Linked DNA regions of Mus musculus: region 1 is linked to region 2. The links are chromatin contacts, found by POLR2A ChIA-PET in ENCODE. All regions are on one chromosome and are shown on one strand. Each heading gives the region's core, a stretch centred on a gene start or an enhancer-like site at or near the end of the contact. The rest is flanking DNA. Distances are from core to core; before and after follow the strand shown.

Region 1 (4,683 bases), core at 337-2,836, 150 kb after region 2:
GGTCTCCCCTTCTCCCCAGCACCCACTTCCGGTGTCCCAAACTAGGTCAGCAGTGCTCGTTTCCTGTGGGTCAGCTAGCACCGGCGCCTCTGCCCCTCCCCTGCTCCGGACCCAGGCTCCCCGCCTTACCCCCCGCCCCCCCAGGGCGCCCCGAGGTCTCACCACGTCTCAGCCGCCCTTTGATACATGGGGGTTGTGCGGGGCGGGGGGCAGGGGACCCGCCCTCTCTCCAAACACTAGCAGGGCCGGGGCGCCTGGGCAGGCACGTGTCCGGGCACAACCCGCTGCCCACGCTGCCCCCCCACTCCCGCCCCCCCCGCTCTGGCCAGGACACGTCGCTCTCTTACTTGGGTGGGGTGGGAGGAGGGGAGAGAAAGCTGGAAATGGAAAGCAGCGCCCCCCACCCCTCTGAATGGCCAACCTCGGCCAGCGGTGCGCACTAGGTTTCTACCACACAGCGACCCCCACTCTGCTCAGGGCAGGTGCGCCGGCGCCGGCGGCAAGACCGCTGGTAGGTCGAGTTCTTATCACCCACCCTCGCACTGGAGTTGTGAGAGCAAAAGCTGACTTTGAAAAGGTGGCGGTGGGCCTGAGGCTTGAGAGACCGGAATGTGATTGCGGAGCGGGAGGGGCAGAGGGGTCGTCCTGCTGAGCCGCACTACCGCTGGAGAGACGACGCGGCTCTGGAAGCGCAAGAAACCGAATAGTCCAGCCGGTAACTTTCCCCCAAGCCGCGGTTCCTCCCGCTGCCCCCCACCCCCCGTGCCACTGGCCTGGGTCCAGCCCACCGTGCCAGGGGGGCGCGGAGCTGGGTGGGTGGGTGGGGACACGCGTTGTCCTAGTTATAGTCCGTCAGGGTTTCCATTCCCTCCATTCGGTCGGGTCTGGGGTCTCCCCCTAAAGTCACAAAAGCGACTGGGGGTAGGGGTAAGTTCAGTGCAGCTCACCCCCTCTCCATCCCGTAGCTCACAGTCTGTATGATATTAGAAGTGCAAAGAAAGTTTCTGGAGACCCTCCGCTCAGAGTTGGGGGGAGGCCAATAGTCCATAGTTCTCTACCTTTCCTCCAAGTTAAAACCAATTCCAAAGACCCAGGAAAGCTACAGGGAATGCGACTGGTTGAAATCTGGTGTGTGTGTGTGTACGTGTGTGTACAGGGGTCTCACAGGACGCACGAAGGACACTGCAGTAGGCTCGAGTTTAGTGTATCCCGAGCCAAGGGACAAAAAGTGGGGTTCACTTACCTTTCAGCCGTTGGGTCCGTTCGCTGGAGCTGCAGAGGCACAGGGTGTAGGAAGAAGCGCGTCCCCCGCCAGGCTGGGGGGCTTGGGGCTCTGCTCCGGTCCTGGTCAGAAGGCCGCGGTCAGTGGCTCGCTGCTCGTTGCTGGGGGGCTCCTCCTCCGCCACCCTTTGCCTCCTCCTGTTGCCCGCCCCCCCCTTGGCCGCGGAGAGCCGTACATTCACCTGGCTTCCACTCGCCCCCCCCCCCAAGGCCCGCCTCACCTGTCCTGCTGTCTCACCTGTCCTCTCTCTTGCTTTCCCCCCATCCCTCCCCTCCCTCCCCCCGCCCCTGCCACCCCCAAACTCCCCCCCCACCCTTAGCAACACCCTCTGTCACTTCCTGGTTTTTCATCCGCCCCCCCCAGGCACCCCCTCCCTCCGCCCAATAAGGACATAAACTTCCACCTCTTCCAACAGCTAGTTCCAGCAGGGAGCATATGGGTCCCTCCCTCCTTTTCGTCCCTTTTCTCCGAGATTTTGCTTCGCTCCCTGAGCCTTTCCCACCCTTTTCCTTTCCCTTCTTTCCTTCAAACTCCCTTCACCTGCCGCGATCCCTCTCCCTCTCTGCTTTCTACCACTATCTCCTCCGGTCCACCTTAACTGGAGCTCCGCCTCCGACCCCCGTCCAGCCCTCTGCTGCTGCCCAGCTCCACCCCTTGCACGCCACCGCCCTGCCCATCCATTGGCCTGAACACCCGCCTATCCCATGTGGGACGCGCCTAGGGTTCATCCAGGGAGGGGGTGGAGCCTGGGCTGGCCAGAAACCAGAAGGGGAGGGAGGCCGAAGACAGTGTCCGCAGTGGCCAGGGAATGGAGCAGCCCCCTCAGGGACTTCCTCTCTTTCAAGAGGGGCTTCTGTAGGGTCACCACCTGGGGAGGGAATGGTATGAGAGGTTACGGATACGCTGCTGGGGATGAAGACCTAAAATTTAGAAAGAGTGGGGTCCTGCCGAGGGGCTTTAACCAGGTCAGAGCCCCAGGAAGAGAGAGAACCTCTAGACATTGAGCTTCAGCCTCTTGGCCCATCCCCCTCCGAGGGAGCGGGGGAGTCGAGTCTGTGGGCACTCTGTGTCCCTCCCCACGCGTGACGGCGCCCCGCGGGGAGGGAACAGTGCCCGGGGCAAGGAGCCTTTGCGCTCTAGCCAGTGCCCGTTGCTGCCTTGGCATTTTCAAAGGGGAGGGACTGAGTCTGGGAAGGGGAAGGGGGAGGTGCGCTCCCTCTGGGGCCCCGACGCTTTGCCTTCAACCAGCCGGTACTTTTAGTGGAGAAACTGAGACCCTACAGTGGAGGGATCTTGGCGCAGATTCACTCAGACCCCGAGGTGACGATAGAGACCTGGGTGGTTTAGGATGTTTGCTTAAGTGGGTTTGGGAAAAACCGGTATTCGTATTTAAGTGCCCGACCCAAAGAATGGTAGTCTCTGAGGGACGCTTACAACTGGGCTGGCGATGCTATAGACCCCAAAAGGGCCCCTCCTACTCGTTTCAAACGGAGTCAAATCCCGCTCTCTAGGACCAGGTTCGGCTTCGCAGCAGCAGGCCAGGCGGAACCGGGTCGGACTTGTTCTCTTTCCCAGCTCCCTCCGCAGGGGGCCTCCTTCCCTTTCCAGCAGGTGGCTCCGCAGGACACCAGCTCAACCTGTTGGACCACAATGGGCGGTGCCAGGGGGGCCCTGGCCCTCACCCGGGCTGACCCGGGATCCCCAAGCAGGGGGAGGGGTGGAGTCGGCCCTTCCCTCCCTCTTTCTCCCCCCCCCCCCCCCCCCATGACTCAGCCTCGAGGCCGCTGCTCTGCCCCTCAGCCAGGGGCGGAAAGTGTGAGGCGCCCCGGAGGGCTCAAGCCAAACTAAACAGCCCCTCACCCCAGACATTATCTCACTGGAGAATTAGGGGGGCAATAGGGACCAGTGGCTAGCATGAGGAACTCTGGCTCAAGCAATCCGTTCCGGGTTTTCCTATCTGTTTCTGTCCCGCTTTCCCCCGCCCCCAACACCAGCACGCCCTAGGTCAAGTCTGATCTTTGCTCCAGGTTTTCCTAGCGGCCCCGCAGGACTGTCGGAAGGATTCCGAGCAAGATGTGTCTGGACTAGGGTTTTTCCCTTCCTTCTACTGTCAGGGTCCTGCTGACCAGGGAGTAAGCCGTGCTAGGCAACAGTACTAGACACCTAAGTAAAGTGGAGGGAAAACTGCTTTCACGAGAAGGGTACAAGATCTAGGAAAAAGATTTGGGAGAGGGTAGGAAAGTGGCCCAGGGCTCCAGAAGAGTGAGGGTCTTGTCACTAGCTCTAAGGGACTTAGACGCGAACCGCTTTGTTGTTCCACCCCTGCCTCTGGAATTGCTTCTGGCTAGACACAACCCGGGTCTTTCTGCGGCTGGATTATCATTCTTTAGCAGTTCTGGAAATCTACTGTTAGTTCCTTAGTGGCTCTTTTCCATTTCATGTTTCCATGTTTGCTTTTCCTTGTGGTACAAATAGTTATTAGTTCCCTTTCATGTTGGGGGAACACGGACTTGAAATTTCTGTCTAAATCCCCTCCCCCGCTTTGGGTCGTAACTGCCAAACCAGAGACCGAGGCCAAGAAGCGCTGGTGGAACCCCGCCCCCTTATTGGGAATCTGGCGTCTCCCCTGACCCCCATATCAATCCCATATACACCTGAGCTGCTATAGAACTGGAAGGCAAGTGTGGGGTGTGCAGGGGCTTCCTGGTGAGCGTCCCCCATCCTCACATTCAGACTTACATCTTCAGGCAACTTTCTAGATTCTAGACTTTAATGCACGAGAGAAGTAGGTGAGTAAATACCCCGAGAATGAGATGTTTGCCCTGAGAAGGATAAAAGCCGCAGCAAGAAGGACTTTATAACTAAGGCTGGGAATAGTGACTCTGGGTGGCGGCCTGGTTTCGAGACTGGCTGGTCCAAGTACACAGAAGAGTTGAGCAGCTACAAGTTTGCAGAGTCCCGGAGGAAGTGTGCGGCTGGAGGCGAGGCTTTCCATGTCAGGGTCCTAAAGTGAGTCTGGGGGCTTGTTTCTGGTGGGGGCACTGAGCTGAAAGCAGCTCCTCGGTCTGCTCCAGGCGCCCACCTAATCGCTGCTCCCCCGCCCCTTTCCCGCGGCTGCCTCCGCTTCCCTCGAAAAACCCGCCGCCCAGGAAACCGCTGGGGGCGCTCAGACCGCAGCCCCCTCCCTCCCGCCGCCCCCCAGAACCCCTACCGCGACCGCCCAACCCACCTGAAGAGGCGGTGGCTGCCAAGGGTACCCCCTCCCGCCGACTACCCCCCACACCTGCGGGTAGCACTATTTATAACTGCGCGCCTATTCTGGGCCTCTCGGCTGGAGCCCGCTGCAGCGCAGTGCTAATCGCCGCTGGGATCTCTGCGCCCCCCAGGGCTGGGGGAGGTAA
Region 2 (4,388 bases), core at 871-3,370:
CTCTCCACCACTCGCTCTAGGGTCAGGTTTCGGAAAAGCCCGGAAAGGCCCCTCTCCCCCAGCTCCACATCGCCTTGGCAGGCTGGGCACGGGAATAGGATCGTCTGGGGGTGCAAGGCACCACGCTTCCGCCCAGGGTATGTCCCAAAGCCTGTAGATGGACCCAGGAGGCACAGGTGAGAATTACAGCTGGCTGGGGTGGGTGACATCTGATCAATTAAAACGTGGAATTAATTTCATTGCGCCAGAGATCAGCTCTCATTAGAATTTCAGACAAGCAGTAAGAAGCTCCACCCCAGAATGACAGACAGATGCCCCTGACCCTCTTCCATCTTTCTACATCCCCACCCCATCCCACAGGCCCCAGCCCCACCTGACTTAAGGAGCCGGTCCAAGCGATCTGGCTTGGGGAGAGTTCTCCGAGAGAGGCGGGGGCTGCGGGTAGAAGGGGTGGAAGCAGGAGAAGTGGGCTCCGAACTCGGATCCCCACCATGGCCTATGTACCCCTGCTGGCCCAAAACCTCCCGGGCACAGGCCTGGCACACGTTGTGGGTACAAGGCAGCACTAGTGGCTGCTTGTACATCTCTTGGCACACTGGGCACAGCAGTTCCTTCTCCATGTTCTTCATGCTTGTCTGTGGAGGGACCAGGAGGTTGTGTGAGAGCTAGGACACTTGGGCAAATCTCAGCCCGGTCCCTTGGCTGCCAGGAAGGGCAGCACAAGCTACCTACTGCTTTGGCCCAGTACCCGCCTTCGTTGGTTCACACACCTCCCCAGCTCTCTGTCTCCTGCTTCAGCGCCCCTCTTGGGGAGCTTAAGGTCCACCAAGAAGGTACAGTTGGAGCTCTGGCCTCCCCCACCATCGCGCCCCACCCCCATCACTCCCGCTGCAGCAGTGCTGGCAGGCAGTCCTCCCGCCTCACCTGTCTCCATCCCTCCATCTCTGGATTAATAGCATTTATTTCAAGGGCACCACCCATTCTACAGCTGGGTGTTGTCCCCCGCCCCTTTCTCTAGCAACCCTTAGACGCATGACTGCTCCCCGCGGCCAGGGTGCGCTAGCTCTCTGAACCGGCTGGGCACTGGCCGGCGCCCCAGCACCCATCCTCCATTCTTCAATTCTATTTCTTCCAGTCTCCCCAAATCAACCCATCTCTCTTTGCCTTCTATACTAGAGCTATCAGACCCAGTCTGGTGGAGAAATTCGGCCTGTTTCAACCCTTTGCTCAATCTAGGGTGGGGGAGGAAGGAGCGCCCCGCCTACCTGCCCCCTCCCCACCGGAAGTATCCCTCCCCCTTTTGGTGAGGGGTCTTCTGGCTATTCCCCACCCCCACACCTCACCTTGGTCCCTCTCTTCGCAGCCATCCCGGTCAGGGGCGCAGCTGACACAAAGGAGGGAGGGAGAGGGAGGGAGGGGGAAGGAAGTGGTGGGGGGGAGCAGGGTTGGCACCGCCTCTGGGAGAGACGGGCACGGGTTACCATGGCAACGGGAGGCTGCACGGCAGCTAGCGGGGGGGGGGGTTGGGGGCGGTAGGGGGGGTGGTCGGGAGGGGTCCAAATTGGGAACTGCACCCAGGAGCGGTTTTTTCATCACCCCACCCCACCCCCCGCCACACCTGTCCTCAGTTTCTTGGAAAACATCCAAGCTCACACATGCCCCTTCTCATAGCCCTGGTGCACGCCTGGCAGCTACCCCAAGCCTACCCGCTGGGTCCGGGCAGCTTCTCGCTGCCTACACCCCAGCAAACGGGAGTCTCACCACTCGGCTGTCCCCAGGATCCCTCCACACTTGCGTCTCCGCCCTCCCAGTCATTTCTGTCTTAACTAATCCCTTCTCTATAATCCATATTCTTCCTGGACCCCCACCTGTTCAAGGGTCTGGCTTGCCCCGACCCTTTACATCCCCTCCCTTCCCCTTGACCCCACCTTAACTCACACTGATGCGGACTAGTGCATCCATGATGGAAGTGAAGGTCTGCATATCCTCACCCTCAGCCATGGCCCTACTGTGCCCGCCCGCCCCCGGGTGCCCGATCCTGGCTGCTGCTGCGAACCCGGGGCTTAATGCAGGAGCCGGGTGGGGTGAAGGGAGGGGTGGGGAGGGTGAGATGTCACTGCGCATGCTCCAGGGACTAGCTTCGAACTGCGTCCGTCGAGGTAGGGGGTGGGAAATAGTTCTTCCCACGTGGTTCTCCAAAGGCGGTCTAGGGGGTGGGTAACATGGAGGGTATTTGAGGTAGGAACCATTCCTCCTATTAGAAGCTTGCATCGATTCCTGGTCATACTACTCACATAAAGCACGAAGCTCGTTTCAGAAGAACAACTCCAGGTGGACGGTGCTACATCTTGGGTGGCACATATCTTCGGGAGTTGTTGAGGCAATTATAGTGGGTCAGGGAGGTCTGAGGAAGTTGTACGGGAGATGACATGAATAGCAATGAAGGCACAGGTGACTCTAGGCCATGGGATCATGACTGAAAGATGAGTGCAGCTTGTCCAGAGAGACAGCAGATGCCTTGGCTACAGAAGGCTGGAGACCAAGCAGGGCGGTGGCCTAGAATGCTCTTAGAAGCATTATTTCCTCCTTGCCACAAGAGGGCGCTGCACCCAAGGCGCGTAGAGGAAGAAGTAAAGCAAGTCCACGTTGGCCCCGACGCCTGCGTACAGACAACCGCGCCGGCTTTGGCTCCCCTCTTTCTCCAGGGACACGGATTGGACCACGGACGGGGCGTGATGGGTAACCGCACCGGCGGGATGCCCGGGCTGCTCTAGCGGGAGTGGGCGTTGGGGTGGTCCTCTTTTCTCCGTAGCCTCGGTAAAGCTGACGTGTCCTGGGAACTAGCATTTCCTCCGGACAGGCGGGAACTTGGGTGTGCAGGGCCGGGTGGTTCCTGGAGGTCGCTGTGGGGTGGGGGCTGGGTCACTTGGAAGTGGTTGGTGAGCCAAGCTCCGGAGTGAATCTGCCTGAATCTTAGCCTGACTCTTTTTCTCATTTATAGTAGTCGGTACCGGGACCTCCTTGGCGCTGTCCTCCCTCCTGTCCCTGCTGCTCTTCGCTGGCATGCAGATCTACAGCCGCCAGCTGGCCTCCACCGAGTGGCTCACCATTCAGGGGGGCCTGCTGGGCTCCGGCCTTTTCGTCTTCTCCCTGACTGTATCTTCCTCGCGCTGGAAGGGGAGGCGGGGGTGTATGAACAGAACATGGGCGGGAGTGGGTGGCAAGGGCTTTGCAGTCCCTCTACTTCCTATCTTGTTGCGTGAGTTTCTCCTTAATTACATCACCCAGGCCTTCAATAATCTGGAGAATCTGGTCTTTGGTAAAGGCTTCCAAGCAAAAATCTTCCCTGAGAGTAAGTGAAACTCAATAGTTAACTGGACTCTTTTTTTTTTAAACCTCTCCCAAACATGATGCCGAATTTCCCTGTGCTTAGATGATAAAGGAGAAATACATTTGCTTAACACAATCTTGAAGACAGAAGATGCTTTCAGATTAAGCATTTTATTGGAGCTGGAAGAGAAGCACAAAAAGGGGGGAGGGGAGGGGAGGGGAGGGAGAGGAAAAGAAAGAAAAAGGCCAACCTGGTCTGCTCTCAGGACAGGTTTCAAGTGAACAGTCAAGCCTGGGCTGATGTCTGATAGGCATCCAGGAGAAGGTGTTCTTTGTCCCTGTGAGAGAAGAAAGCAAAACCAAGCCCACTGAGGGATTCTGATGTGGAACTGAGCCCGCACTATTGACTGCTGCTGGAGGAGATTGTGAAGTCTGTGTTCACTGGGATGTTACCAATAGCAGGACCCCTGACAGAAGGAGAATAGAGAATAACCGCTAGAGCTCACTCTCTTTCTCTGCATCCGCTTGTTTCTCTCTTCCTTTCTTCTCCTCCCTTCTGTAGCCCACACTGGCCTTGAACTTCCTGTGTGGCTGTGAATGACTAAACCCTTGACTTGCTGATCTTCCTGCCTCCACTTCCCAGGTCCTGAGATTAGCACTACCTCATGTAGTTTATGAGGTGCTGGCGATTAAGCCCAGGTCCTTGAACATGCTAGGCAATCTCTCTCCCAATGGAGGCACATCTCCAGCCCTGATAGATCAGTTTTTGTGTGTGATAATTCTTGTTAGATGGTTCATATAGAGATCTGATGGAGAATAGGGCTCATAAAACAAAGTCGGCATCAGGACCGAGCCACTTGGAAAGCCACATGCTGGGAAAAGCAAGCAGTTGTGGCCCCGTGAAAGACTCACCCAGAAACCCCGAAGCCCGCCATTGTTGCTGTCTTCACGGCCCTGTTGGAGGTTTCCAGAGCTTCCGCCCAGCAATGCCCAGAGCTTCTGTCTCTTCCACTCTGTCCCATGTGTTTCTTATATGCTGAAAGAAATTGTTGGAAGGC

Evidence for each region. ChIA-PET counts read pairs that join two places held with the same protein, here RNA polymerase II (POLR2A).
Region 1: POLR2A ChIA-PET joins it to region 2 with 34 read pairs in Patski. The contact joins the promoter of Zbtb7b here to the promoter of Trim46 in region 2. POLR2A ChIA-PET finds 5 or more read pairs at or near these places in 2 of 5 experiments (Patski and embryonic stem cell).

The regions. Positions count from the first base shown.
Region 1 is chr3:89,391,792-89,396,474 of GRCm38, forward strand. Zbtb7b (zinc finger and BTB domain containing 7B) reads right to left here and starts at 1,587. Exons shown (of 3, transcript NM_009565.5): 1 at 1,244-1,587. It overlaps Gm15417 (predicted gene 15417), which reads left to right and starts at 73. Exons shown (of 2, transcript NR_040403.1): 1 at 73-715.
Region 2 is chr3:89,243,777-89,248,164 of GRCm38, forward strand. It overlaps Trim46 (tripartite motif-containing 46), which reads right to left and starts at 2,121. Exons shown (of 10, transcript NM_183037.2): 1 at 1,939-2,121; 2 at 374-635; 3 at 1-151. The coding sequence starts at 2,001. Krtcap2 (keratinocyte associated protein 2) reads left to right here and starts at 2,662. Exons shown (of 5, transcript NM_025327.3): 1 at 2,662-2,739; 2 at 3,002-3,156; 3 at 3,289-3,352. The coding sequence starts at 2,736.